Regions from separate parts of the Mus musculus genome. Here region 1 is linked to region 2. Evidence: chromatin loops called from intact Hi-C (ENCODE). Cell type or tissue: left cerebral cortex. All regions are shown on one strand. Links, peaks and the distances in the headings refer to the core of each region. The heading gives the core; the rest is flanking DNA. Region 1 holds the start of Gm29822 (a long non-coding RNA gene). Region 2 has its middle 51 kb from the start of Atic.

What was found. Hi-C counts contacts between places; a loop is a spot of excess contacts. Peaks named below come from ENCODE experiments on the same cell type or tissue, not always from the same donor. Only the 100,000 strongest peaks of a DNase experiment are listed, where the experiment ranks them.
Region 1: it touches region 2 in a loop (4-fold over the local background); 9 of 42 quality-filtered maps call a loop at or near these places.

The regions. Positions count from the first base shown.
Region 1 is chr1:69,775,784-69,791,380 of GRCm38, reverse strand. It overlaps Gm29822 (a long non-coding RNA gene), which reads left to right and starts at 3,792. Exons shown (of 3, transcript XR_373478.2): 1 at 3,792-3,918; 2 at 4,428-4,650. In left cerebral cortex, for the core only: a CTCF peak has its summit at 6,068 (motif pointing left); a DNase peak (open chromatin) is centred at 6,057.
Region 2 is chr1:71,498,301-71,513,897 of GRCm38, reverse strand. No RefSeq gene overlaps it. Among named protein-coding and RNA genes, the nearest start is that of Atic, 51 kb to the left of the region's middle. In left cerebral cortex, for the core only: a CTCF peak has its summit at 7,828 (motif pointing right); DNase peaks (open chromatin) are centred at 6,444 and 7,828.

The DNA.
Region 1 (15,597 bases), core at 2,703-10,702, 1.7 Mb after region 2:
AAAGCAAAAGTGCAAGTCTAGCAGATCCAGAGCACTTCCTGTGGGCTGTTCCCAAATTACCTTCTTATCCAGGCAGGGTTTCATCCTCTCCATCCTAGAAAGACAACATCCTAGATCCCCGCCACCGAAAAAGAATAAAAAGTTCTAGCACCACAAACTTCGATAGGACCAAAGCCAAAATCACAAGAAGGGATTTTGATACTTCATTGTTCCCGTGAGAGAACATTAGAGGAACGCCTAGAAATCCATTTGCGCCTGTCAGTATCATCTACCTTTTCAAGCTCCCAATCCATTAAGTCACTAATGGACGAGCCACATCAACACAGACAATAGAGACACTCAGCACGGCTCAAAGTGGCCAACTAAGTTTTTGTTGTTGTTGCTCTCATTGTTGTGTTGTGTGTTTTAGAATCCAACATAGCCGCAAATGGATTTGGGAATGACAAAAGAGCTGGCCCGGAGGTCATTTCAACAATTCGTAATAAAATGTAAACGCGGGTAATCATCCCAGTGAGATCGGAAAGTTGCCTGTGGCAGACGTGGCCACCGCCATGCTACCCACATAAGGCGACAGCAGACGTATAATACATATCAAAATCAAGTACAGAGGCTTATTATCCTAATCACGAAGAGATAGATTTTTCTCAACGTTGTCTATGAAAGACTTTGTTCTCTTACGCCAGCAAAAGCTCTGAAATCATTCAAAAGAAAGTCATTATACAGGAAAGAGCTTAGGCCGCAAGAAGGAGCATTTTATGGCAGAGGTGCGAAAGGAAAGAATGAAACCTAGACTTCATTTCGAATTCATAATGACTTTCAAGATTGATTCTCCGATGGCAGTCTTCTTGCTTTAATTGGGAAAAGAAAAAAGAAAAAGTCTGCATCCTGGAGCCGAGCCCATTCTGACTCAGCGTATTGTTGGAAAATGGCAACAGCGCCATCTACTGTCCAAATAGAGCAACGATCATTTCAAACTGTCTGCCATGAGCCACTACTGACAGAAATCTTAAAATTATTGGTAACCGGTATAGCACCTCTTAAAAATTTTTTAAATGCATACTTTCCACATAGATAAGGGCATCTTTTTCTTTTGCTACAAATTATGTTGTACATGCTATTACTTAAGACCATTCTGAAAATATTACATATATATATATATATATATATATATATATATATATATATATATATATTAAACACATATCATCCTATTCAATAGTAATAAAGATTTCAGGGGTGGTTTTGAACTAATTGCACCCTCCTCCTAAATTTATGTTTCTATTAGTTTCCAGACTGTTTTCTAAATCTAATTAGCAATGAAATTCTCCTTGTTAAATTTGGAGACAACAGCCCAGGAAAAGATAGTAAATGGCGAACATGAATGTGTTTATAATGTGCTTCCTACATTGCTTCCAACCAATGCCAATAACGAGTTTTAAATGATAATTGTTATTCCATTAATGTACTTTATATATCAGCTGTCCTATAGAAGAGATGATGCTCGAAGTCCCTGAATAAATAGACTACATGGCAGCACTCTAATTAAAAGGTACACTTACGATAAATTGCATTTGGTATATAAATCACAAAGCCCTCGTAGACATAACTTGGGCATAGCTACATAAAAATGGAAGGAAATGGACTTGAGGCAAAGACAACATTTTAAAAACATACACTATGCCACCAAGAGTTCTACACATGGTTATTAAGCTAGTGATACACACTCAAACACTGAAAGATTGATAACCATTTTAAAATATTGAGAGTTCATTATGCTCTGCATATTCCATCGTAAGTGCAGGACACTGTGAAGGGCCCAAAGCTCCTATGTGGTGGTTCCAGGAGGAAAAAGCCAGCCGCATGCTTCTGACAACGAGTTTTCCCTTTCTTGTGGATAAGATCGTCAACTACCCTGATGACTAGTGCCCCCCCACCCCACCCCCCCCACCCCACCCCCACACACACTCGTCCTGGGGATGTCTGTACTGGCTGCTTTTGTGTGTCAGTTTGACACAAGCTGGAGTTATCACAGAGAAAGGAGCCTCCCTTGAGGAAATGCCGACATGAGATCCAACTGTAAGGCATTTTCTCAATTAGTGATCAAGGGTGGGAGGGCCTATAGCGGGTGGTGCCATCCCTGGGCTGGGAGTCGGATTCTATAAGAAAGCAAGCTGAGCAAGCCAGGGGAAGCCACCCAGTAAACAGTATCCTTCTATGGTAACATCCTTAGGTAAATATTGCTCAGATCACCTTGCATACTAAATGCTTATCCTTACCGGACACACAGACCCTTCACTTGGACTAAACTCATCATGGTATCTGTATTAGGTGCCTAGGTCTCCATTTTACAGATTGGAAAATTGAGGAATAGGAAAACCGGGCAGCTTACCTAGGATATCCATTCAATATATGCTTGCTGTGTTACCCCATTTAGCTCCTGACCCCAGGGAAATGAACCACCCAACCCCCAGAGCAATGCTTAAGCATTGTTCTCCCGGTCCTCTTTGTCAGTCATGTGACAAGATTAACAGTTGAAGAACTCCTTAGAAGACAGGGTGAATTTATTCTAACTAGAAACGGAGCAACTACCCAGGTGTCACACATGAGAATATCCCTGGCATCCAGCGCCGCATCTCTTGCTTGCTGCCCGAGGAGGCATACATGTTTTCATCATTCCAGACCAGGTCTTTGTGCCTCAGGAATCTTCCCAAGTCAGCGATTTCTTTGATTTTCCCTAATGTTTCTAACCTCGGGCAAAAACATTACTCGGGAATGCAGGAATACTAATAATACAAATTTATTTTTTGTGCATCCTTGCAGGACCCTCCCCCAAGCCTGCAGGTCATAGAAGTTGACGTAAACAAGTGAGCTACCAGCTCCGTGTCTTTCTCATCTCGGTTCTGTTTATATCCTGGTCCCTAGCATCATCTCCCGTGGTGATACATCTGTTCTACGCTACAGTAGAAAGTCCAAGAGTGTCAAAGTTGTTGTTTCCTACCAATTATTTTTTTCCTACTACTAAGAGGATATTCTCAGTGAATGGCCTATGAGAATCCACTTAGATGTCAACTTCTCTAGAGGAAAACCAACACTCCCATTTCCGTAACACAAAAGGCAGACAGGAGACCTAATTCAGTTACTGATCTGTAACTGGCTCCCATCTTATCAGTAACTTGCACCCTGGATTAAAACTAGTTTAAGACATCAGAAAATAACCCAGGGAAGTAAGATCTGTCTTGAAACTAAGACAAAGCAGCCACCGAGATGAACAAAGATGCCCGAGTAGAGAAAGCCCTTGTTTACAGGTGATGACCCCAGAAAAAGTAAGAACAACACTTCTGAGTTTGGGTTTTGATGCTGGAGTAGAAAGAGGCGGTCAGTTCTGGAGCTAGGAGAGAATAGACCTACTACTATGGGCACAGGGCAGCCATGCAAGGAACTCCACCACGCAGAAAGATGGTGCTTAAACAGATAGGTAGCGAGGTGTGACAGCTGTGAAGAGTCACATAATTCATTTCAACAAGATTTGGAGATGAGTGATGGCCTTCAAGAACGGGTGGTCTGGGATTTGTCAGCCCCGGGAGTGACTGAAGTCAATGTTGAAACATTTAACTAAATCTCCAGGTTGCAATGACCAGACAGTGACCCAGGGAAGTCAGAACAACTCTCTGAAGAGCAAGCAGTAAGGTATGCAGGCAAGCAGTGTGTGACAGAGAAGGATTGTCTCGTGAGACCAGCCAGTTGGAACTCGTAGCCCAGGTTGAAAGTCGGGACAAAGTCCAGACACCTAAATCAGCGATGCTCACAGTGTTTGTGGAGTCCTAGCCCAGACGTCAGACTCGTAGCCTGAAGGCAACATCCAGATCCGCTCTCTGTGTGAGGTCCTCCCATCGTACCCACGGTCCCAGAGCTTGGAAGGTCAGTTTCTATTCGCACGATGAGATCGTTGCCACCAGCTGTCACAAAGAAGAAATCCTCACTTAAATCTTCCAATGTCAAAGGAAACTTGTATTACCATAGACTATTAGTCATGAGGACATTCTGATTAAACAGGGCTGATGGTGACAATTTTCCAGTCTCGACTTGAAGGCGCTTGGCTTCTTTAACCTCCCTGATGTACAGACCGGTTTCAGAGTGAACGCAATCCAGGGGCCCACAAATACACATTCCCTCGGGTTGTCTATGATCATAGAAAAAAACACTGTAGAAAGATAAACTCCAGTAAGAGCACAGGCTCAGGGAAGGGCAGCTTTTCATCTCAGGAAGTCGTTGAAGGGTCTCCACAGGGAAGCGTGTAAGGTACTCTCTGATGCGGGCACTCTTGGAGGGCAGGGGCGCAGTGGAGTTGTCCAAGGGCAACCATATTTGTTTGGGGAGTGTTAACACACCAGGTTTAGCTCAAAGGCTTCTCTCTGCTTTGCTCACAGGACCTTCTACAGATGAGTCAATATTGACAGAATACTTGCTCAGTTTATGGGGACCTGGAACCCTCCGGAATTCTCCTCTGCAAAGGGATGGTACTTTGACCCCTACTGTGTGGGAGCACTGGGGCAGAGGAAGAGGAAATAAGCAAGTTTTTCTGCATGTTAGTAACACCCTGGGATTCATTAAACTGCACAGTTTTAAGGCCAGGAGTGCCAGCCTTCCTCGGTAAGCTCTTTGCATTTTTAATCTGGAAGTAAAAAAAAAAGCACTCGTGGTATCTCTTGATGAAATTGCAGTAGTGATTTCTGCATTTGTATACAAAGTCAAAGGTTGAAAATAATTACCTGTTTTAAAATTCAAACCAAGTATAATCTTTAATCCCCTCAAATTCTGAAATTTTTACCATCTGGAAATCTTCTAATGGTTGTTATCTTTGAGCACACTCTCTCTGGGCTTTATATATTGAGGGATGCAATGGAGAATTGTATTAGGCACTGTGGCCCAGTTTGTGTGAGGCAAGACGTTTTGAGTCCCGATCAGCATGGACTTTGGGGTACATAATGGGGAACTCTGTCTCAACCAAAAGTTTAAAAGAGAGACAGAGACAGAGATAGAGACGGAGACGGAGACGGAGAGGGAGAGGGAGAGAGAGAGAGAGAGAGAGAGAGAGAGAGAGAAGGAGAAAAGGAGAAGGAGAAGGAGGAGGAGGAGGAGGAGGAGGAGGAGGAGGAGGAGGAGGAGGAGGAGAAGGAGAAGGAGAAGGAGAAGGAGAAGGAGAAGGAGAAGGAGAAGGAGAAGGAGAAGGAGAAGGAGAAGGAGAAGGAGAAGGAGAAGGAGAAGGAGAAGGAGAAGGAGAAGGAGAAGGAGAAGGAGAAGGAGAAGGAGAAGGAGAAGGAGAAGGAGAAGGAGAAGGAGAAGAAGAAGAAGAAGAAGAAGAAGAAGAAGAAGAAGAAGAAGAAGAAGAAGAAGAAGAAGAAGAAGAAGAAGAAGAAGAAAAAGAAAAGTTTATTCAAGGCCACTCATTGACATGAAAAGAATAACCACTACTTTTGTCTCTGATAAAAATGTCATATTTCATAGAAAATGAATTAGGCATTAGCAGTGGTTTTATTTATGTATTATTAGTGTGTGCGGTGTGATGTGATGTGATGTGTGTGTGTGTGTGTGTGTGTGTGTGTGTGTGTATGTGTGTGTGTGTGTGTGTGTGTTTAAGTTTGTCCAGTCAGGTCTCTCCTTCCATCTAGGGATTAAATACGTCTTCAGACATACATGACAAGTGTTGTACCTCCTTAGCTACTTTTACAGCTCCACTGCATTTCTTAAATTGGACTTCAGACAATTATTATTTACTTCTTTAAAAACATATGTATTGAGTGCTTAGAACAGTAGCAAGCATTTAAAGTGGAGACATTAAAGGATTTCTGTGTAGAAAAATATTTTTTTCTAAAGAAAGCACAATATTGTATTGTGGGCATTGAAAGAAATTTATTTTATTCTTATTGCAAAATTTGGTATTTATTGCCGAGAAATATGTTGATAGCAGCAGCAGAAGCAAATAATTCAACATGTACACATAATTGCCAAATTACTTTATAGCTGTAGTACATTACTGACATTCGCAGATCATTAGCGCCGCCTTGTGGCCATATATAAATATTTCTACCTTAAGGAATTAGTGAACATGAGAGGTTTGAAGTACGTTGTTTTCCTTTTTTGTTTGTTTGTTTATTTGGATTGGGTTTGTTTGTTTTGTTTTTGTTTTTTTTGTTTTTGTTTTTGTTTTTGTTTTTGTTTTTCGAGACAGGATTTCTCTGTGCAGTCCTGGGCTGTCCTGGAACTCACTCTGTAGACCAGGCTGGCCTCAAGTACTTTTTTAAAAAACAGATTATTTGAGATCTAATTCAATTAAAATATTTACTCCTACATAAATACGAGCTACTTCAGGCATGGGTATATGTTTACATATCTATGGATATGTAGAAGACCCTAATGTTTACTGATCTCAAAATGTCATGTACTTCATAGCAATGGTTCATAAAATCTAGAGTAGTCTTGAAAATGTCTGTCACGTGCACCCTCTCTTCTACTGTTTGCAAAATTATAGAGAGAATTTTTTAGCTCCCAATAACCAGGATCCATAAGGAGTAAACATAAGGACAGTTATGTTAAGAACAATAACAACAGTAATACTTTTCCAAGTATGCACAGGGATTTAACCACAGCCCCAGAGTCCGTGCTTGAGAGCTAACAAGCCTGTGGCTGGTGCTTCAGAACGCTGATCCGAAAGCCATATATAAGAATCCTTCCGTTGGAAAATAATGTCTATAATAGAAAGGAAGATGAATCCTCATTACAAGGGAGTGAGTGACAATATATAGACTCTTGTCATTCAGCGGGATTTAGTTCTGATGAGACAGTGACTTGACAGTTACAAGACTGCGGACAGGCAGTCCGCCTCCTGAAAGCTTCCAAAGTATTCTACAGACGCTCTGGACAGACTCATAAAAAATGCACGGAAAATAGAGGTATGTGTGGACTGGGTGTTCTTGGGGGAAACAAAGTCTTTCTTCACATTTGAACCGGTGAGTCAGCTCCTGAGCACATGGGCAGGTGCTGATTTTGAAGGTTCTAGGAAAATTACAGTTTTAAACATTTCAAAATTATCAGGATTTGTACCTTAGATGCTTAAATGCACTATACGAAAATTTTTCATGTGGGAAAGAGAAGCCTTGTGAAAGGAAAGGCTGGTTTTATGGTGAGCAGACACCTGAAAACATTCCACAGTTCTTATTAATAAGGCAGAATGTAATTGAATGTCAACAGATCCCATGATTTATAAAGTGCTTCATGCCCTGTGTATAATGAAAACCCTTGGCAATGGGTCCTGAGAGTTGATGAAACATGATAGTGACTTTGTTTCCAATAACCAACTTGACCTAGAACCTTCTATCATTTTTATAGTAATCAATTTAATCTTATTTTATCCTATGCCTCAAGGGTTCATCTTGAATTAAAAGAGAAAGGTGCACCATTTGAATTTGAGATTTTTCTACCTCCTTCAGTCATATGACATATTTTTGAGACAATAAAACAAGTATCTTGGCAAATATGTAAGAATTTCCTAAGCCTTAATGAATATGAAACCTTGATTATTTGTCTGGTTTTTATAGTTTTCTTTGTCTCCTTGATGTAGGATTTCACATAGCCCAGACTGACTTCACATTTCTTATTTAGTCAAAGGTGGCCTTGAACCATTGGTACTTTGCCAGCCCCTCTGAAGCACTGGGATACAGCATGGGTCACCAAACCTGGCAAATGGAAACTGTAAGAACAAATGTTTAAGGACAGCCTATATTCTTTAAAAAGATATATATCCTTTTTGTCCAAAATCATTTTGGAACTCACTTTGAAGACTACTTTCCAAGCTAATAGCTTGCTCTTTGAATGTCCATGGGCATGATGTCATCCGTGGCTATGACATCGTTTTGCTCCCAGTGGTGGACTTTGGTTCTCTGGATAGTACTGAAAAGTGTCTGCAGCAAAGACAACTGGGTAAACTGTGTTAAGCTGGATAATGAGAAAATTAAAATAAAACTAAATTAAATGGAAAGATCTTGGGGCTGTAATATACCATGCATGGTAGATGGGTGTGCCGAGATAAGTAAACCATAAAGACTATTTTATCCTCGTCTTAAGTCACATCAGAGACACTTTCCAAAACATTTCTTTGATTCTGGCCGTTTGAGATAAAGTCTCTGAGACCCTTGCCTGTAGTGGATACATTGTTAAATTGGCATCATTTTTATATAACAGAATTTCATATTAAAGTGTTATTAAGAACACATGTTTATTGGCTTGAGAAACTTTACTTGAAACTATTATCCTTACAAAATTGTTCACATGATCACGTGGTTCAATTCCTTTACAGAAACTGAACACATCTGTGGCACTAGTGCCTAGTTCGAGAAAGACTTCGAAGCTTGATTAACTTCTGAAGGATAATGCGCAGGACCACATTTAAAACCGAGGATGTGATTCTTAGAGCAACCTCCCCCAAAGCTATTCAATCCATTAAAAAATGTCTTGTACATTAATATTATAACGAACCACGTCTTAGGTAACTGGGTGCTTTAGTACTCTTTTATAAATAATTTGTTGATCATATATCTTGTGAAAGAAAAAGCAAGGAATGAAATAAATACACAATCAGACTCCAAACATGTGTCCATTTAAAATGTAGAGTTTAAGCAGGAGAGAAAATTTTCATAAGTAATTTTGAGACCATTTGAAGGTGTGCATTTTAATCTTGTTAATGTCAAAAGCAGGTTTCCCGAATTTTACTCTCACGTTAGCGTTCTTGCAATCCACCTAAAGAACGTTATTAAAATGCAGGGCCTGGTTCTTCCTAGGTTAGAGGCTTGACATCTGTATTTGCTTATTCTTAGTGCTGATGTTGCCAGTAGAGCTATTCTTTCAAAGAACACAGCATAAATGTTTTCTTGAATACAGGTGTCACCTCATATTTACCCTTCTCTTTTTACATCTTTAAATAATTTCCTGGACATGTTTCTTTACCTGTGAATTATCTGACTCCTCTGTCAGTCGTGTGTATTTCATCAAAATCATTTCCTGGCCCATTGTCTTCCCAGTAGTGGAAGCATTAAATTGGCATTGTTTTGTTATATAATAACTCCCAACACATGCCACTTCCTGTAGGCACTTCAGACGCCTTCTTAGAATGCCCACCCTACTTTTTCAGTTGAGGCAAGTGTACTAAAGTGTAGCACTGATGTCATGAGCCACTGAATGTCCAAAGGTTGCATGAGTGTGTGTGTGTGTGTGTGTGTGTGTGTGTGTGTGTATCTGTTATTTATATCAGCTTAAAAACAAATAAAGCCTAGAGCTACCTAGTGCAGGCACACTCTAACACTGGACATGATCAAATGGATTTTCTGATGAGTTTTGTGGAAACTTCAAATACACCCCATTGTTAAGCTTTCGTCAATTTGAAATCTGTTCATTTTGTGAAAGTTCTGCAAGACTGTGGTAAAATAATTCCAAGAATAAAAAGATTTCATGTGTGGAACAAGATGTCAATGCTCACATTAAAGGTTATAAAGCAATAATAGGACTATTACAGATGCAATTATTACCAGAGAGAAGATCAATACCTTTGAATTAATGGCCAGATTGTCTAATAAAATACAAATTTATTTTATGTAAACTATTGATTCAAAGAACTTCATAATTAGGACAATTAATAACAACATTTAAAAGATGACCAAAAATCTTTAGCATTTTTAATGTCAAATTTTGAAAAAGAAAAAAAGGAATTTTTATCTATGTGATTTATACATGAAAATATTTTGTATTAAATAATTTTCTTAAAATGGAATTTTCCTGCTCTGAATTTCCTGATCTATATAGTCAGAAGGACAGACATAGACAGCATTCAGAAAATCAGTTAATTATTAGTATTTCCAAAGACAAACACATGCATATTTTGCTACCCATGTGATTGAATTGTTTCACAATATCTCAATAATCTGACAGTAATTATTAGTTCTATTCATAGTTATGAAATGCTAGTAACAGTTGAATTTGTCAAAAATCAATATTAAACATGATAGTCTTCATTTTTGGTTCATTCTGAACATGGTATCAAAGGTCTTAGACTTCAAGTTGAAAACAGGTTCTAACTTTGTTCCTATCCCTAAATAGTTTGTGAGTCATTTTCAACAACCAACTAGGTTTTGACTTATAGAATTTGATTTGAGGACAAATCTTTGGTGACAGATAGAAAGCTATTAGTAATGCCTTCCTTAAGTTCAGAGCAAAGTCTTATCTTTGACCTCAAGCTGGATTACTTATCAGGAGTAGAGCCTGAGCCACAGTATTCAGCCAGGATGCTAGATATTCAAGAAATAAAGAGCTCATTTAGCCCTCCAACTCTCTGCTAACACTTGAAACTTTCTTCTAAACACCGTGGACCTAAAATGGCCTGCCTGATTGCCTAGAATCTCTGCTAGCTCTTCTCACCAGAACTCTCTTGAGTTTGAGATTGTTCGACCTGCATGGGCTCCATCTGCTACCTACCTTCTATTTAACTCTGCCTGTTTAACCAATGTTTTGCTGGCTCTTCAGTATCTACCCAACACATAGGATGTGAGAATAAGGAAATTTTCAAAAAAAAAAAAAAAAGGAGGAGGGGGCAGTTGGTTACTCTCATAGTGTTTGGGGCATTACTGCACCAGCATATCTTACAAGCAGATCATTATTGTGCTTTGCAGGATTTGTAGCTGGGTGATATTGATGATATCTACTCTGTTTCTAGGTTGGTAATGTTGAAAGTACCTGCCAGAGCCGTGAGTGCTAATCAGTATGGGTAAAGCCTAGCTGGTCACCAGCTTGACTTCTCTATGTTCAATAACACAAGCAAATGCTGTCCTCGGTTACAGGTTCTTACCTCAGGCTGCGGAGAGCAGCCAACAGCCTTGACAATATATTGCCTGCAATGTTTGGAGGGGCCATAAGACTTCTTTTGACCATGGACCCAGTAAGATGTACAATAAATCCTAATTACAGTGTCCCCTCCCTCTACTCCTCCCAGCTCCTCCCTACCTCCCCTCCCATCCAGTTCCATGGTCTTTCTGTCTCTCATTAGAAAATAAGGGGCTTCTAGAGAAAACAATTGAAGATTAACAAAACAAAATATAATAAGACAAAACAAATGCCGTCACGTCGAAGTTGAACAAGGAAATCCAACAAAAGAAAAAGAACCTCAAGAGACCTTATGAGACTCAGAGACCCACTCATTCACACATTCAGGAATCCCTTAAAAATACTAAACTGAAAGCCTTAATCTATAAGCAGAGGACCTGGTGCAGACGTGTGTAGGCTCTATGCTTGCTGCCTTAGTCTGTGAGTTCACACGAGCTTTGCTCAGTTGATTCACAGGGCCTTGTTCTCCTGGTTCTTCATCCTCTCTGGCTCTTACACTCTTTCCACCTCCTCTTCCACAAAGTTTTCTGAGCTCTGAGGGAAAGGATTTGATGGAAACATCCCAATTAGAGCTGTGTGTTCCAATCTCTCTCTCTCTCTCTCTCTCTCTCTCTCTCTCTCTCTCTCTCTCTCTCTGTCAGTAATTTCTAGCTATGGGTCTCTGTATTTGTCCTCACTGATGCAGAAGAAGCTTTCCTGGTGATGGCTGATTAAGGTATTGATCTATACATATAGCTGAATATCATTAGGAATAATGTATTGGTATGTTATTTTTCTAGACCAGGAGTATTTAGTTTTATCCCAGGTCTCCTGGCTATCTAGTTTCTGATTGTTTGTCACCCAAACTATATCAGGCCAGATATGGGTTCCACCTTGTAAAGTGGGCCTTAAGTCAAATTGGACATTGGTTGGTTACTCCACCTGCTTTGTGCCACCATTGCCCTAGCAGATTTTGAAGGCAGTACAGACCATAAACCAATAGTTGTATGTCTGGTTTGATGGTTGTTTCTCTTCTGGTACCCTGAAATGTACATTCCCATACTAAAGACACTGGAACACTTAGGTGGAGAATCTATGAGACACCAGCTCACCTTTTCCTTCTTCAATGAGGTAATGGAGCCTTGCTTTTAGTGTGTGATGAGCAATCTATTGCCTTGGCAGCGTCCTGTGTTGTTTAGAAGTTTGCATGGGACCACTTTGGCCAATAACTCATTTGGATGTAGCCCAGGCTAGGTACTAGAAGTTTTGCTTGGTAACAAGAGATGGCCAGTTGTGACTCCATCTCCCCCATTATTTGGAATTCCACTAGAATCACTTTATAACTGCTGGAGGGTTTCTTATCCCTTGGTAGATCCTCTTAGCCCCCTGTCCCATCCATGTGTCTAAGTTCTGTGGTCATCTGGATTGTCCATACATAATGGAAAATCTAAAAGTTAGTATCTGCATAGAGAAGAAAATATGCACCATTTGTCTTTTGGAGTCTGGGTTACGTGACTCAGGTTGACTGTTTCCAGCCCTATCCATTTACCTGTAAATTTTAATTTTTTAATAGCTGAATAATAGTTTATTGTATAAACAGACCTCATATTCGTTACCTGTTCATCAATTAATGGAATCAAAGCTGTTTTTATTTTCTGTCTATCATGAATACTACAACAAATGAACATGGATGAGCAAGTATCTTTGTGATAAGATGTAGTCATTTGGGTGTCTGTCCAGGATAAAAGGCCTACACTATGAGATGGACTCTGATAAAGTGGCCAAGAATCTGAGACTAGATGGATCTCAGGCGCAGGGGCAAATATGCAACTACTGTTCTGCTAAAGAAATATATCTACAAAATGACTCCTAATGACATATTTCTATATGCATAGGTCAGTACCTTGCCCAATTCCCATAAGAGAGATACTTTTTTGTGTGCAGTAGATAAGAACTAACATCAGAGCCACAATTGGACAATGTGCAGAGAGTGAGAGACGTAGGAGCACTCGATCCTAAATGAGATGTCTTCATCAGACTCCTGTTCTCAAAGCTCAGGAACCTACAGAGAAGTCTAAAAGATTTTAAGAGACATGTGGATGATTCTAACAGTGTCTTCTAGACACAAAAGGGCTGGGCACATATGACCTCACAGACACTGTGGCAGCATGCACAAGTCCCTCACAGGTTTCAGTCAGAGAAAATCCCAGCATTGAAAGGGGATGTACAGGCAGAGTTCCACCCCTAACCAAGAAGCCATCGATAGTTTCTTTGAAAGGAAAAACAGTTCTCTCCAATGGAGTGTCACTAGGTCCCTCAGTCACAGTCCAGGACAGACCCCATGCCTGGGAGTAGCTGACCACCACCACCATCATCATCACTACCCACATACATACACACACACATACACACATCACACACAAACACTACACATCACACACCACAATACACACACACTACACAACACACACCAAAACAGATACCACACACAACATATATACCACAACATACACAACACACACCAAAACAACATATCACACACACACACCACACATCACACATACACTTCACATACATACACCACAACACACACCACACACATATACATGCACCCACATACACGCCTGTCACACACACAAACACATACACACACACATACACATACATACACATACCCCACTGACACACACGCACACACAGAGACACACACACGCAAACCCTCCAAGTAGTTGGTTTTGCTTTTGTTTTGTTTCAGCATCTTTTGTATTACTGTTTTTTTTTTTTAATTTACTGTTGTTGTAAGACAGAAAACATACATGAAGTTGGGTGTGTAGGCAGGAAGAGCTGGAGGAGCAGCAAGACATGAACAAAACATACTATGTGAATAAAACTTTCATTTAAAAAATAGAAAATAATGAAGTATTTAAAACAGCAGTACCTGAAATGTCAAGGGCTGGGCATTGCAGTCTGAGGGGGACAAACAGTACACTGTGGCTAAGAAGGTCATGTGGGGAAAAACGCAAGATGAATATGGTCCATTTTTCAATACAAAGTTTTCTTATTGCTTCCCTCCCCCACTCTTCCTGCCACCTCCTGCTTTTGGATGGGATAGTACCACATAGCGCAGACTGGCCCCAAGCTCTCTATCTATCCCAGGCTAGCCTCAAATTTGTAAGCTTCCTGCTTCTGCCTCCCAAATGCTGAGCTTACCAGCACACACTTGAAGGTGGCAGCCACCATGCCTCAGGACTCACTTCAGTCTGGCCTCCCAAGGTTCACTGGAGCTTCCTGACATCCTCAAGTCATCCCCTGACCTCCATCTGTCCTGGACACTGTGTGTGCCTGAATTTTGTAGGGGTAAAAGCCATTGTGCAACTAATGTGTGGGGTGGTACACATTGGAACACATGACCTACCTCAGCTCAGCCAAACCCACGTACCTGAGTATGATCATTTCTGTTAACTGAATATTAAAATATTTACCTGAATTTGACCATTCACTTATTTTTAGCCAGCTCGATAGTGTGTCTTGCTAGATAGCTAGATATTGTACTTGCTTTAGTAGAGCTCAAGTTTCTAAGTAAGATCTACAATGGATCACATCTCTTGCAGCTACTTTTCTAAAGAGGCCATTGGAGAAAACCTGCCAGGGACTCCTTGCAAATTAGCCTTTCCGCTTAAGCTGTTAGGTGGCAGTGGCTGTGTTTGCTACCAGATGTGACTAGGCAGAGTCAGGTGACCTCAGTCCCTATGCTGTTTCAGAAGCTTTGTAAGTGTCTGGCCCCTAACACACTGAAATTTACTGTTCGCACCTAAGTTATCTGAGAAGATTAGCATTGCCACTTACAAAATGACATGGAACACATAAGGAAAATGAGGATGTAAGATGGTTTATGGCATTGACTTCAACTAAGCTTTCTTCATTCCTCCCTCCCCCACACTAGAAATAAATTTGGAAAGGCCAATAGATGTTACTTAAATCTAACAATAATGACGTTCTTTTCCTTTCTTTTCGTTTCTTTTCTTTTCTTAAAAAAAAAAAAAAAAGCAGTGTTATTATCTAGGTCAGAGGACAGCTCTGTGGAGTCCGTTTCCCCCCTCTCCTCTTTACATGAGTCCCAGAGATTGGATCCAGGATCAGGCTTCCAAGTCAAATGCTTTCACCTGCTGAGCCTCGTTTGGTCTAGGATTATCAGTTAAAACATTTCTTCACATTGTGGATAGACATGCTGAGTCCCATTAGCACAAAAATGTGATAATAGAAGTAACATGCCTTTAAAATTAATTACGTTACCTGAAAATAACTGGAAATGCTCTCAAACACTGAGCATTATTTTGAAGTGTGTATAACAACAAGCAATTTTGGTGAAACTTCAACGAGTAATTATTGAAAATCTACTATTTTTTTCCCTCATAGCCATTAGCTAATATAACAGTGGCAACAAATTAAAATGAAATACATAAGATTTACAAAACCCCTTTAGAGAGTGTACATAAATATGTTCTATGTTTGCATGTGCACATAAATAAATATTTATTAAAAAGTCAGACTCTCAGATTCATATTCAACATCCATGAACTACAAAAAAAAATTATACAAATAATTTGGTATTTTTGACTGCATAAACATCTGTCATGTCAGTGCCTTGTGCCTCTGCAGCCAGAAGAGGGCATCAGATCCCTTGGAACGGGA
Region 2 (15,597 bases), core at 3,752-11,751:
TGTGTGTTGCCCCTTCATGAAGTCGCTGGTACAGATTCTTCTTCCTTTAAACCCTGTGCAGCTTTCTGACCTGGGCTAGGGATCTGATTGGAACCGGCTGAGTTCATTGACCTCACCTACACCTCTACTTGGCTGTATAATTAATTATACCCGTGCTGGAAAGACCTGCTTGTGGTGTCCTGACGCAATCACCCTTTTGATAAACACCGAGGCGTGGGTCCCCAGAATTCACCCTGCCTTGGTTTTACATGGTTACTCTAGTGGAAGAGTAGGGATCCCGTGAAGAGAGTGCCCAGCTGTCGGGGAGAAATCCCCAATTGGATACCTGTGGATGCAGTAGTGTGATACCCTGTGTGGCAGTGTGGCAGTGCTCACGGTCATGACAGTGACAGCTCAAACAATTGTCAGGATGTAGGTGCCCTTGTTAGCACTGGATGTCTGTCACCCCATTCGTTAATATCTTCTCTAGTCTTTTAAATAGCAGTCTTTCAGGTTCGTTCAAATTTGGAATCCATTCAGCATTTATTCATTTTGAAGCAGGTTTCTCACTGGTCGATTCTAACACCCCAGGGAATAGATAGAGTTTGCAGCCAGGATTTGAGACAGGGATAGGGTTCCACTTCTGGGTCTTTTCTAGCAGTGGTGGGAGACACGGGCTGCCAGGCTGCACTTGACACAGTCAGCATGGTAGGTGCTTCAGGTGATGGACAGCTGGTGTCTCTCCAGTTGCTGCCTCTCTAGCCTTGTTCTCTAGCTCACAGGTACCATGAGGAGGCCATAGCCTGTCCCTTAAGCTGGGGTCCCAGTTTGTCCTTTGTGGTACAGGAGCTTCTGGGCGTATCTCAGTGGGCAGTGACGCTTTCTTGTCTCTAAGAGTAGGCTAAATGCTATTCTTCTATAATAGTAATATTGTTATTAATTATTTGAGAATTTTATACAATATATTTTGGTCATTTTCACTTCCCACCTTCTCCCATATCTGTCCTTTCCATTTTCTTCTCCTACCCGCTCAGTTTTTAGTTTTCTTCTCCCGCTCAGTGAGTCCAGTTTGTGTTGCCCAATTGCTCTTGGGAGTGGGACCTGCCCTGGAGTGTGGCCACATTATTGAGGGTCACGTTATTAGAGAAAGAGATTGTCCCTCTCCCATAAGCTATCAAATACCAATAGCTCCTCCTCGGCTGTGGGTGGAAGTTCACTCCCCGCCTCCACCTCTGCGCTGGGGTCCTGTCTGGGATGAGCGTGAGCAGGGATTGTGTATGCTGTTACAATCACTGTGAGTTCAAATGCACAACTGCCCCACTGTGTCCGGAAAACACTGTTCCCTTGAAGTCACCCACAGTCGCTGGCTTTTACAATCATTCTGTTCCCTCTGCGGTCAAGTTCTCTGAGTCTTGGAGGGGAGTGCGGAGTGTGCACATCTTACTTCAGGCTGAGCACGCCAGCCGCAGTCTGGTATCTTCTGCATATTGGTTGGCCGACTGAGGGTCTCCGTGTTAATTGTTCTTAATCCCAGAGGCTATTGGATACATCAGGGTGTCTGACTTTGCAGGTAGCGTCTTGTCACTGGTCCCTGGCCCTTGGTCCTTGGTCCCTTTTCCTGCTTATTAATCCTCTTCTCTTCTTGTATAAAGGCTGGGAAGTAGGTGAGCCCATCTAGCAAGGCTGTAGCTAATGAAGGTGTAGTGGGATATGGATGAGATACTGGGGGAGGGGGGAGGAGGGAAGGCAGAGAGATCTTCTCTTTCTAGATCACTTGGGCCTGGACTGGCCGAGTGGGTTTTTGTGGGGTGGGAGAGGAGCAGGGCTGAAAGGAAACAGATTTGCTTGCATCTTCTGCCAGTGGCCTATCCTTTGTGAACCAGAGACCTGGGATGGGCCAGGGAGAGAGTGATGGTCTGAGCTGGGACTGGCTCCCTGCATGACACAGTTGATCAGAAAAGAACCTGGCAACTAGAAGGTGGCTGGCAAAGGACCCCCACAGTCACCTGCTTCCCACAGAGTCCTCCCTACCATTTATGGTAAAAGATTTATGCAGGCACTCCCAGAGTTTGGCAAATGTCTAAGGTATGGTTGAGGTCTCCACTGGCCAGGATATATTGACATCATCAGGTGTAGTGAGCTCAGCTGCATCACAGACACACCAGGCACTGGCCATAGGTCATTGAGCCAGGGACAGACCATGAAACTAGGTCATAAGCCATCTTCTCTAGCAGTAGACCCCAAAGTCCAGGAACAAGACAGGAAAATTTCCCCACCCAAGGAACAGCCTGGAGATAGCCACATGAATGGGAGATATCTTATCTTAGGATAGGCCATCTATGCTGGGCAGCCCATTCTGTGGTTAATCATCCATGACGTAGGAATGCAGTCCATCTGGAGCATTCCAACATCCACCAATGAGGTTTTAGATTATCTAACCCTAACATAGTAGCCAATCAAAATTGTACTAATGTCAAGGCTTTGGCACCTACCAATCACATTAGAGATTACTTAATCCTTCTGGAAAGTTTCCCCAATTTCCTATAAAAGAGGCCTGAGCATCTTTGTCTGGGGTCGTGGCCATTTTGATGCAGTGGTAACCCTTGCATGATGGTTGTTTCTGCAGACTAAACGCTCTTTGTTCTTGCAGACTCTCTGAATCTGGGGTCTTCCCTCAGTGATCCCTGAACCCTAATATCACATCCACCTGTTTCATGTCCTCTTCACAAAGAGGTGAGAGGACAATGGGGACATCATTGCAATTCCAAGTTACTCCTCAGCATCTTTTACATTTCCTAAATCTCCTTGGCCATGTCTCCCCTAAGTTAGGGTATAATGCTTATGTGGTTGCTCCCACCAGGAAACTTGGAAGCAACCATAAAATCTACATCTGATAAAACAGGTGTGCAATGTCTGGAAATCAGGAGAGTGGCTACCCTGGGGGTGGGGGCAAGAGGTACAGATGCCATTCTATTTATCTATCCTGGCGCTGCTTATGTCAAGCTCATTTTGTGAGAGTTCACAGAGCTGACGATTTGACCATTAAGGATCTTAGTGGAATTTCCTTTTTATTCCCTGGTATCCAGTTTGCCATAGGAGTTGAGCAATGTCCTGTTGAGAGGAACTCCTCCTCTCAGGGAGGAGCCTCCGGTACAAATGCTGTCTTGTGGAATCTTGAGTTTAGAACTCCGGACCACCAGAATTGCAAGATAACAAGGCTGTTTTGTAGTAAGCCACAAAGCTTAAGGGAATTTGTTAAAGCCACAACAGGAAACTCATCTAAAATTGTTTCCAAGGAAACTAATTTTTTGTTTTAGAGACTACTAGGTACCAGACAGGTTCTGTGTAAGCCGGGATTCTAATGCGAATTTACTTGCACTGAAAGAACAGAAACCTATAAAAAAACAATTTTTTCCCCACCCAAAATAAAATGTTATGCTCTGTTAGGCTCAGTGCTACAAAGCATTGAATTTCCATAAGGAGAACTGTAGAAGTCATCGATTTGGGTTAGGGCCTTATGGTAGCGGTTGTAGTTTCCTATTGACTTTAATCGCAGGAGGTGGTGGTAGCAAGGGATGCTCTAAAGGATCCATCTCCTTCCTGTACAATTTTCCTTGTCTCTTTGTGGAGAAGCACTCAGACTTCCCCTTGGTAATCTGGAGCAGTCACCCTTCCTTTCTCAGCCCGTTGGCTTAAGCAAATCAGAAGCCCAAAGTGACCGGGGGGGGGGGGGGGGAAGCCTGAACACCCAGTTCAACGGGAACACTTGCTGTGTCTCCTGGCAGGAGTATTCCTTTATTGGGAACTAAAAGCTCTACAACTGCTGACCAGTTAGCTCTCTCTCTGCCTTGTGGTTCTATCTCAAATTGTGAGCTCTCAGCTACTGCTCCAGTGCCATGCTTGCCTGCCCGCCTGCTTGCTACCATGCTCCCTGCCATGATGGTCATCGAATGTGACCCTTTGAAACCATACGTCCTAAATGAACTCTTTCTTCTATAAGTTGTCTTGGTCCTTGTGTCTTACCAAACAGTAGAAAAGGAACTAAGAGAAGCTTGATGTCACACTGTCCCTGTAGCCTTACTTGGCTACTAATTATCTACTAGTTGTTAGTCATAACCCCATCAGTAATTTGACAGCCACTTGGTATGTTCCAATGGGATAAAGAGGAGAATTATTGTCTGCAGGGTGACTTCACTCATTCCAAACTGGAAATCATTTTTCAACAACAGTGTATCCCTTTACTTTTGAAGACAGACCCCATGAACTGTTAAAATCTCTAGCTCTGCTCCATGAGAAGAGAATCTCAGGAGAGGTAAGACATGGCTTGGGTAGCAGCTTAGGGCAAGACCATGTCCTAGGCCCTGAGATCAATCCCTGCCCCCCACAGAAATAAATAGATCAATTAATCCAAGATCATTGGCTTCCTGTGTTGGTAACTTTTGTTAAGTTGAGCAATTACCTATACCAGATTGGCCTGTTGGCAAGTCTATGGCGGCATTTTCTTGATTAAAGATTGGTATGGGAGAGTCTAGCCTACTGTGGGTGGTACCAGCCCTAGGCAGGTGGGCCTAGGTTGTTTAAGAATGCAAGGTGAACATGTGAGAGAACCAATGTTTCTCCTTGGTTTCTGCTTCAGTTACCACTTCTGGGTTCTAGCCCTGGCTTTTCTCAATGGTGGCCTGTGACAGTTTTAAATCAGGGTTGGTTTGGGGACAAATCATTCACTATGAGTAGAACATACTCTGGGGCTGGAGGTATGGCTTGGTTTGCACCTTAGCATGCACAAAGCCCCAAGAATAAAGCAGAAACGACGTACTCCTGAAATAGTACCACTCTGAGCACGGAGGGAGGAAGATCAGGAGTTCAAGGTCATCCTTGGCTGTGATCGGAGTCTGAGGCCAGTTGGGGGATACATGACATGATGCTATTACTCTGCCAGTGAAGTGAGCCAATTCAAGCCAAATTAAAATATATTAAATGCAGGTTTATTGGGAAGCTGCCCCCCCAACCCCCAGGCAAACTCACTGGCCCCAGGGAAGGAGGCCAGGGAAGTCACCTTAGAGTGAGGAGAAGGGAAAGGGAACAAGAGAGAAGGAAAGAAAGACAGAGTGAGAGACCAAAATGTCTAGATTATATAATATAATCTTCCCTATATAGGGAAAAACCTCTTGGGGAGGGGCAACCTAGCCCCTGGGCTGGAAAGTTCAGGGTTGGGGACAGGGTATGCCAGGTAGGGACTAAGGCATGCTGGGAGAACCTGGCGTCTAGGTCTGCTTTGGTGTATAAGACATGGACCTCAATCCCTTGTCCCAAAGTCTGAAACCAAACATATGAGCCATTGTCAATCAAGTAAAAAAAAAAAAAAAAAAAAAAAAAGAAAGATTTGGGAGGTAGCTTAGAAGTTAGGAAGGCATAAAATATTGAACTATACAATGGGTGTGTCTGAATCATCATATATGTGTGTGTGTGTGTGTGTGTGTGTTTATTACTATGCTGTTCTAAGTGTGTATATCAGTCATTATTGAGTTGATATCAGGCCAGGACTCATGACCACCAAGTTCTTAGTCAGTCACTGGTGTGGGCAAACCTTACTTATGAACTTTCCCATGGTCCACACGCAGTGGTCATGAGGTCAACCCCATACCTCATGAATACTGTGATTTGAGCTGGAGTTTCTAGACCTGCACACGTGTGCTGGAACACACAGGGTTAGACATCCTCTTGGGTGTCTTTTTTGTCAATGGCCTAACAAAGAAAATAATCTTCCCGTAGATATTCTTACTCTGGTGGCAAAAAGGCAACTATCTACTTATCTACCCGAGATGGAGGACATGGCTCGGCACGGAAAGGGCACTTGCTGCCAAGATGGGTGACCTTGAGTTTGATACCATCTCGCATACCAGCTCCCTAAGTAAGTAAATAAATAAAGGCCTAAGTGACTAAGACCTGGTGAGGAGGTGGGGACCCGACTAGGCTTTCCTTTGGAGGTCAGGGTGGCCTGGGGATGGGAAACCAGGAACAAGAGACAGATGAAAGCTCGCTTGGTGTTGGGAGGCACAGTTTCTGGTTAGGAAGAAGTCATTTTAATGGAACAAGTCAAAAAAATAATAAAATAAAAAAATCCTGAGGAACCCAGTTCCTCCGGAGACTTCAGGCTGAGAATGACAGGATCTTGCCCGTTTTTTTTTTCCCACTATGAGAGTTCTGTCCTTCGTTGGTCCAAAGCTGAGCTAACCAGGTCCTCACAAATTAACATTTTTTTAGGAAAAGCTGAGCCCAGGCAGGCCCTGACCTTTGAGGTAGAAACTCCAGGAGCCAAAAAATGCACAGTCGGGCAGTGCTGAGGTCATCCCTGAGCGTCTGGGCCTGCCCTCCACCTCCCCCAGGTGACCTGGAAGCTGGTCCTTCAGCTCAGCCTCCCTTCCATTGCGCCTGCGCCTGCGCTGCGCCATTTCCCTAGGGTTCCACTTCATCCCTGCTGCTTTGCATTGTGATGGGCTGGGCTGAGAGGCAGCCCTGAATGCTCTGGGAGGCTCTGCTGCTGCAGCCACAAGCGGGAATCAATTAAGCAGCAATTCGGTTCAGGCTCTCAGGCAATGACATAGCTGGCTTCACGCTGACTTTGTTATATATGAGATCCCCAAAGAGAATAATACCTTATCTAAACTTTCATTATATTTTATAGTACAATGACTATGGATCGATAATAAATTTTGTTCTAATATAACATTAGTTTCAGAAGAATTTCCCCTTTTTCTATCGTGAAATCAAATTATAACCATAAAGATAAAAGCTTTCTTCTTAAGAACTCTGTGAAGAGAACAATAGTCTGTTCAAGATTAATATTTTAACTTATTTAAATTATTGCTTGGTGAATTTGTACAATACAGAATTAAATATTCTATTCAGAAACTATACTTGTATGTTTGATAATAGTAACACTTTTTACAACGCTAATGAAACCCTATCTGATATTACTTAAGTGGAATAATTTAGTGTTTTATTAATTTTTTAAAAGGTTAAAAAAGAATGTCAAATATATAAACAAGAATGGAAGATACAAAATGGGAATCAATTATCTTTGTACATATACATTATCTAGCCTTATACACTTGACCTGCTGTGGAGGAACTGATGGCATAGATGTGTTAGAGAGGCAGTCTTTGATCTTTACCCCATCTCTTAGCCTCCCCTCCCCTTGGAGGAAATGACTATCGTGAATTTAGTGTTCCTCATTCCATGATTTGCATATTTTACTATTCCGAGGTAGAAACTCCAGTGTTAGTTTGTGTACCGCCCTATCATTCTCCATCTTTATCTTTAAATCAGAATTTCAGACAGGTACAAGCTGGGACACTGCTAGACAAACATTTAGCTTGGGCTACACAGCCTTCAGGTGTGATATGAGCCCCTAAAGTTAGCAGTGTGTGCACATTTTTATTCAGGGAAAAAGATCCAGTCGCCAATTCCATTTTTGATCTGACTTGCCTGCTACCTTCTTTATTTGCTTTGAATACATTTCTTTTTAATGTTGTAGGCTTACAAAGGGGCTGTACTCCTCTTGCTCATATAAAAGGTCACAGTTGATACTCCCACACCAAGATAAGGTTAACAGAGAAAAGTATTTGATCTGCTTTATAATCAGAGTGGTTGTCTTTCTTCCTCACGTTGAAATTTCATTAAACCAGCTTTTCTAACCACAGTGCATGATTTATTCCCTTTAGTTTGTTCTAAATGGTCTTTCTGGATGCAGCATTGTAAAACACGGATATAATACTCTTGCTAGTCTGATTTCTCATTTGGGGGGAGGAAGGTTTAATGATCCATGGATCGGGCTCTGCGCTATTTAATAAGACTGCAGATACCATTCTGAACGCTAGAGGGCACTACCACAACTAAAAACACAAGGCAGCTCTTTTTCTTTCTTTTCTTTCTTTCTTTCTTTCTTTCTTTCTTTCTTTCTTTCTTTCTTTCTTTCTTTCTTTCTTTCTTTCTTTCTTTCTCTCTCTCTCTCTCTCTCTCTCTCTCTCTCTCTCTCTCTCTCTCTCTCTCTCTTTCTTTCTTTCTTTCTTTCCTCTCTCTCTCTCTCTCCTTCCTTCCTTCCTTCTTTCCTTCCTTCCTTCCTTCCTTTCTTTTTGACGCATGTGTTTTTTACACGGTGGGGGGGGGCGCTTGCATGAGCTTCACATATTTATTTCTGTTTATGGATGCTTGTGTCGAGTTTCTAATGTTTCAAAACCTTCATGTTCAAGCTTTAATGCTACTAGTCTCAGGAAGCACGGGCAAAACAAGTCGGATAGAGATTTATATGGAGTCACCCTGCAGCTGGATGCTGGCTACTTTTCTTGTTATGGAAGTTTTAAGACATCTGTTGTTGATCAGTTAGTTGATACCTTTATTAATAAGATGTTTGATTCTTGAGTTTACATAGACGAAGACAACATCTTCATTTAAGTCTGAAATCCATCTGTCATTATTTTAAGTAATTGTGGTCTGCCATCATCACTGGAGAGCATCCCACATCAGTGTTAGGAGATCGCTGTGGGCATTTTGTATCCTGAGAGCTGAGCTGTTGGGCCTCCTGCAGAAAGCAGCTATTTCATGGGACCTTTTCCATCCTCCTCCTGCTTGCCCGTGTCTGTAGGTGGGCAGCTAAGGGAGGAAGAATCAATTTTCTTTGAACTACTCAAGGGCTTTTTATGTGTTAATTGCCAATTAAGAGTCACGAAAAGCCAATGGAAATACAGTATTCACATCACCACATTGAAACCACTCATATTTCTAAAGCACTTCACAATTCACAAAGGATTATCTGCCCTGAAGTCCAACAATGACCCCTGGATATACAAAGTTAACATAGTTTTCCTAACTATGGGTTGGAAAACCCATGAATTGCAGCGTGACACAGTATAGACTACTGACTACCTTGGCTAGCCCTGGGCATGTTGAGAGTCCAGGGAGACTACAGACCTCCGAGGGGCGGTGCTTCCAATGGTCTTATTATAAAGCTGATATGCTTACCCGTTCACTAATTCCTTTCCTAATTTTTAATAAATTTATCTTTTTGACATTATAGAGCCTGTGAACTCCTTCTTGCCTATCATAAAGAGTCACAGTAGACACCCCATACCAAGAGAAAGGCAGAAGACATTTGCGTAAATTTATTTGATCTGATCTTCCAAGACAGAGGGCCAAAGTAAACTGTGTGCTTAAAATCCTGTATGTTGACTGCACAAAACAATAGGTTTCTGACATTTTTTTTTGCGCATGTATATAATATGCTCATATCTATTCCCATTGGCTTATCTTTCCTGCTCTCTCCCTCTCACTGGGTCTCTTGCTGTTCTCAAACAGTCTCAGTTTTACATTCAAGTCTTAAAGAGAAATCTAGACTTCACATATGAGGGAAAATCTGTGCCACTGACTTCCTGAGCCTGGCTTGTTTTGCTGAATATGGTGATCTCTGGCTCAATCCGTTTTCCTGTGAATGCCCAGATCGCGTTCTTTGGCTGAGCAATACTCCACTGTATATGTAGGCCCTTTATTTGCACATCCGTCCACAACAGCCAAGTGGATCCCATAACTTGGTTGTTGTGAACAGTACACTCTGATGAGCTGGGCGGGGGGGGGGGGGATCTCTGCTGTGTGTCGTCTTGGATTCCCTGGGGGATAATTAATTATATGATACAAACTGCCCATTTTTATTTATCAGCCCAGAAAAGCAAGGCCAACTGTTTAGGGTTGTAAATGGGTACAGATGATGTGATTGACAGGTAGCAGGTTAGGGAGGGAACGGGCCAAGTCTGTCAGCTTCTTCTTGGGCTCTTGTGTGGCCTGCCTTCTTCCCACTTATATGACACAGTCTTGCTATCCACCTCAGCAAGACAGTCAAGAGGATTTTTGTGACCACCTCCAAGTCAGAAAGACAACAGATTACGAAAGACAACATAACATCAACATCTCAAGGCTTTGTTCTTTGCTTTGGGGGAAAGAGGTTGTAGTTTCCATGACCTGGCTTGGGGAAGTGAAATCCTAGTTCCGTGTGGCCTGCACCGAGGGGATAAGCCGGAGCAGAGGCAAAAGTACAGGAGATAGGCGGAGAGAACCTGGCTCTCAAGCCCTTGCTATTGTATGAGGTCTTTAAAAGAAGCTCTATTGTTAACTAACTTTCTTAATTTTGTTTAATGTGTTTTCTCGTGAAACTTTATTTTTTCTAAAACATTTTAAAAAATGTTATCAGCTGAAGATGGTGGGATATGCCTTTAATTCTAGCACTCAGAGGCAGATAGAGCTCTGTGAGTTGGAGGACAGCCTGATCTACATAGTTCAGCCAGGACTACTCAGTGATACTCTGTCTCAAAAAATGTTTATCTATCTATCTATCTATCTATCTATCTATCTATCTATCTATCTATCTATCTACCTATCTATCTATCATCTTTTGTGTGTGTGTATGTGTGCGAGAGAGAGAGAGAGGGAGAGAGAGAGAGAGAGAGAGAGAGAGAGAGAGATCTTGATGTAGCCCACCATATTCATTTACTTGTTTTTCAAAACCAGGGATCAAACGCAGTCTCATTCTTTAAGTAAGAATTTGTTTTTATCATGCCTTATCTCAGCATGATTTGTTGATGGCTTCAACATTTTGTGTGACAGAGGAGGTACGCATAGCCCCATAGGCTGAGCCTGGGTAAGTTGGCCACCAGTGAGGATGAGGAGGGGCAGCTTAGGAGCACGGCGTGGGGTGTGCCCAGAGGCAAAGCCGGAGTGGTATTTGAATGCATTAACTTTAGGGGTTCTTTGACATTGCAATGGACAAACTAAGTCATGAGCGTGGCGCGGGAGTTTGGGATTCAGGAGAGAAGCTGAGCAGGAGTTCTCAGCGATACAGTCAAGAGATGGGACACCACTGACTGCCCGCACCTCAGCCAGCCAGCATTGCCAGGACAGGCTCAAGAGAGGCACCAGGGAAGGATCAGAACAGGGAAGCAAGACTGGATAGCAGGACACTCAGCTGCCAAGAGTCCCAGGGAAGGAAAGGAAGGGAAGAGGTAAAAGATGCCTCACGTGCTCGCTTTCCCACCACTGAGACCTTCAGGCTCTTCCCTAGTAAGAAATCCTGTCACGGCTTTGCCCTGTGGAGATTTTGTTTGGAAGGAAACTAGAAGGTTCCCAACCATGGATTGCATTGTCCTGTCTGTCCCTTTGCCAATCTCCTCCAGGTCTTAGCTAGCATCTTCTGGATGCACTCCATAGTTTAATGGCCTTATCTATCCATGCTCTGTCATGTCTACATGGTATCAGTCATTAAGGAACACTGAAGTGTGTGCCAGGCATGGCGGCATAGACCTGTAATCCTGACAGTAGGAGATGGAGGCAGCCTGGGCTACTCTGTGAGACTTTTGCTTAAAAATCATAACCAGACTATTACAAAAGGAGATTTAAATGTAATATCTATATGTGTTAGGCACTGAAAAGGAGCAGTTGATGGATAAAGACCTTTTCTACCAAGTTCTTTGGATATCACTGTTAGGTTACCTCAAGGTGAAACAAGCAAGCAAACAATAGGCATGTCATTATTCCAAGCACTTGGGAGGCAGCTGGAACTCTGTGAGTTCAAGGACAGCCTGATTGATCTACAAAGCCAGTTCCAGGACAGCTAGGGCACAGAGAAACCCTGTCTAGAAGAACAAAGCAAGCAAGCAAGCAAGCAAGCAAGCAAGCAAGCAAGCAAGCAAATTCCAACTAACCAACCAACCAACCAACCAACCAACCAACCAACTAACCAACCAACCAACCAACCAACCAACCAAAAAACCCAAACTGTAAATGTATGTACTTCCCTTGCTTTTAATAAAAATAAAATTTGCAGGCAGCTACTAGTGGCAAGCAATCAAGTTAGGCTTTGAAGGTGTCTTTGTTACTGAGGAATATATACTCTCTGAGAGCCATGTAGGATTTAGTGTTAGAGTAAAAGCTGTTTAAAACCAAGAAGAAGCTAGTCTGTCTGTCCTGACAGGCCAGCTTTGTGTTGTGCCCTGCCCAGAGTGGGATGAGGCAATCTGGTGGCTGACTTTGAGGGGGATTTGAGGGGACTGAGATGAGGAATGGTCATGGCTTCCAGAGAGACATGTTCTATCTCAGAAGCAAAGGCACGGTTCTCTCCTTTACTGTGGGTCGCCTTTCACAGTTTCTCTGGGGTCAGTGTAGATGAATATCACTTGCCTGGAGGATGCCCAGACACAGTGGAGGTGGCAGCTTCCATTTGCACACACTGGGAATGCAGAACACAGTTCCGGGAGTGGTTGCCTAGTTACAAGGCTGTGGCCAGCCTCTGCCTGAAGCCATTTTGGTCTTCTGTTACCAGGTCCTTGAGACTTCACCAGCTCCAGCCTTCTCTCCACTCCAAGCAGTCTCTCACCATTTCTATTTGCATTCATGGTAGGGCTGGCTGTGGAATCAGAAACACCATTTAAATGTAATATAACATTTTTAACAAGACTTTGGGGGCATTGAGCAGTGCTGGCTTTGTGTTTCCATTTTACTATTAAGGAAGAAAGGGCTCATTGACAGTATTTTTTTCTGACAATAACTCATTAGCTGCTGTCACCAGCAAAAATTTTAATGGATTGTAGCTATGTGAGCCATATGTGTTATTCCTTTCTTTCTCACCCCCAGGGCCATTTAGGATGAAAGATTCTCAGGAAATGGACAACATATTGTCAAATTTAAAAGCATATGGAATCAAGCAGCATCCTAGAGAAGACTCAAGGCCTCATAATCCAATATTTATAAGCAATTAAAGTTCACCAAGGTTTATAAAAACATGCCACAGCTGTGAATCAAATTAGTGCCTTGACCTACCCAATTAGACAAAGAAAACATCAATATCATAATTAGGCAGCCAGTTATTTTTCTCAAAACTAATGTAAATAGTGATTATACTTTAAAATCAAATGAACACTATTTTCAACCAAGAACATTGCCTTTACTAAAAGCATCCTGGGTGAGAGGAACTTTTTGTTTGATTAGGAGATTGACCGGAGGAATTGCTTTCTGGCATCTCAGCAAAACTCTCCTTTCGTTTCGGATCAATCTCACGCTTCTGTTATAAGAATTGACTGCCCACAGATTTAACTCATTGCTATTGTCAGTTTGGGTTGAAGAACAGAGCGAGCTTCAAGGCTTCAAGCAGGCCGTGCTGAATAATGTATAAGTTGCATACGTAACCCAAATCAAAGTCTAAGTACCAGCGAATCCTTCTGGGGAGGTCCTCCATCATTGACTGGTGGGGACAGTGTTTCAGACCTGGGGTGGAAGCTTTCATTGTGATAGACGAGTCCTCATGTCTTGTCTTAAGTTTTCTGTCATCTCCTCCTCCTCTTCCTTCTCCTCCTCCTCCTCCTCCTCCTCATTTCTCAGCCTTCTGGGTGCTGGGATTACAGGCATACCATATTATACTCAGCTCTTATAGTTTTAGATAAATCTGTGGAAATCCAGTAGGCATCAAACAAGGTTAGGCATTGGTCAGACTGTTGTGTGTTCCTGGTCTGTGTTAGCTCATCCTCCTCCCGTCTTTCTTTCCATGTGGACGCATGTATGGTGCTTTATTCAATTCAAATGGACCGACCATTCCTTTTCTCACAAGGAACTCACAATTGAGTGCAGGAACCTTTTAATTTTATTTTTTACAATCCCTTGATAAAGCCATGTACTCATTGCCTATTTGTTCAGTTTGACTTTGTTATCTCTATTATTTTGCAGACTATTTTTGTGATTTATTTGATGTTAATTGTCTCAATCACCTCTTTAAAGATACAATTACTTGTGTTTTCTTAAGCCCCTGAATAGTTTCTCAGTTCTTCTAGAGTTTATAAAGATAAGTTGGACTGTAGTGAACACATTAAGAAACTCCCTCCATAACTTTGGGTTCTTGTCAGATCTGCCAACATGTACAGAATACACTCAAATAAACATTTTCCCTAGCCCACTTACAAAACAGTGAACTCAAAATCTTGTAATATTCTTCCTTAACCTGAGATTGTCCAATTCTACTTCCTTTCAAATGAGAGCTGCCCTTCCCACGTGGTGGGACAAGACCACATATAGATAGGATCATGCAAATGGGACAGGTACACAGAATTCCTCAATAGTAAAAGACTATTTAAAATTAAGGTTCTAGTTTCCTTTCTGTTGTTACAATAAAATATCCTTACAAAGAGCAACTGATGGGAGAAACAGCTTGTTTGACTCACAATTCCAGGTCACAGTTCATTGTTGCAGGGGAGTCAAGGCAGGGCCCCAAGCAGCTAGTTACAGCCCATCCACCATCAAGAGTAGAGAGAAATAAATGCATGCAGACTGGTTTGCTTGCTGTGAACTAGCTTTTTCCCCTCTTATACTGCTCAGGGCTCTATGCTTAGGGAATGATGCTGCCCACGGTGGACTAGGTCTTCCTACATCAAGTAACAATCAAGATATCACCCGATGACTCGCCCAAGGCCAACCAGAATGAGATGATTCTTCATTACAAGTCTTCTTTTCCAGAAGCTCCCAGGTTGCCTTAAGGGGACAGTCAAAACTAGCCAATACAATTTTCATTACCGCCCCTCTCTCTTGTGTGTGTGTGTGTGTGTGTGTACATATGTGTCACAGGGCATGTGTGAAGGCCAGAGGACAGCTTTAAGGAGTCATTCCTTTACTTCCACCATGTAGGTTCTGGGAAACAAATTTAGGTTGTCACCCTTGGCACCAGACACCTTTGCCCACAGAACCACTTCACTAGCCACCCCCCCCGCCCCCAAAGACTTCTGAATGGGCAACAGTTAAATACTAATTCAGAATCAAATAAAACGAATGTGGAGTATTTCTGGCCGTGGTACATTGTGTGACTTAACTTCAGCGTTGGTTCTGAGCACACAGCATGCACACTTTATTTTTTTTTTCTTTCCATTTTTTATTAGGTATTTAGCTCATTTACATTTCCAATGCTATACCAAAAGTCCCCCATACCCACCCACCCCCACTCCCCTACCCGCCCACTCCCCCTTTTTGGCCCTGGCGTTACCCTGTACTGGGGCATATAAAGTTTGCGTGTCCAATGGGCCTCTCTTTCTAGTGATGGCCGACTAGGCCATCTTTTGATACATATGCATGCACACTTTATACCGAGCATTCAGTCACACCATACAATGGCGGCACTTTTGCTCACATCAGAGACCATTCCATGGTATAAATTAGACTGTTTTTATCGCACATGCAAAGTTTTCTGCTTTTATAGAAACATAGTGGTTTAATTATGGAAGATGAAAAGTTGTAATATTTTTCCCATCATGAATCCCCAACTTTCACGTTAGCATATACTTTTGGACTTTGCTGTGTCATTATGCTGGATTTTAACATTGACCTTTGAGTTGTGGACATGAATTTCAAAAAAGAAATCATTCAATTAATTTTAATGTGAGATGAGGCCAAGCTTCCAGACACTTTCTGAGATGGTCCGAAGTGCTGCTCTCTGGTTGTTCTGTGCCTTTACACAGCAGTTTGTTTCCAGCATTGAGGATTAAGTGAAGTATCAGTCAACTCTGAGAAACCTTGAAGAAGCTGTATGTCTGACAGCAT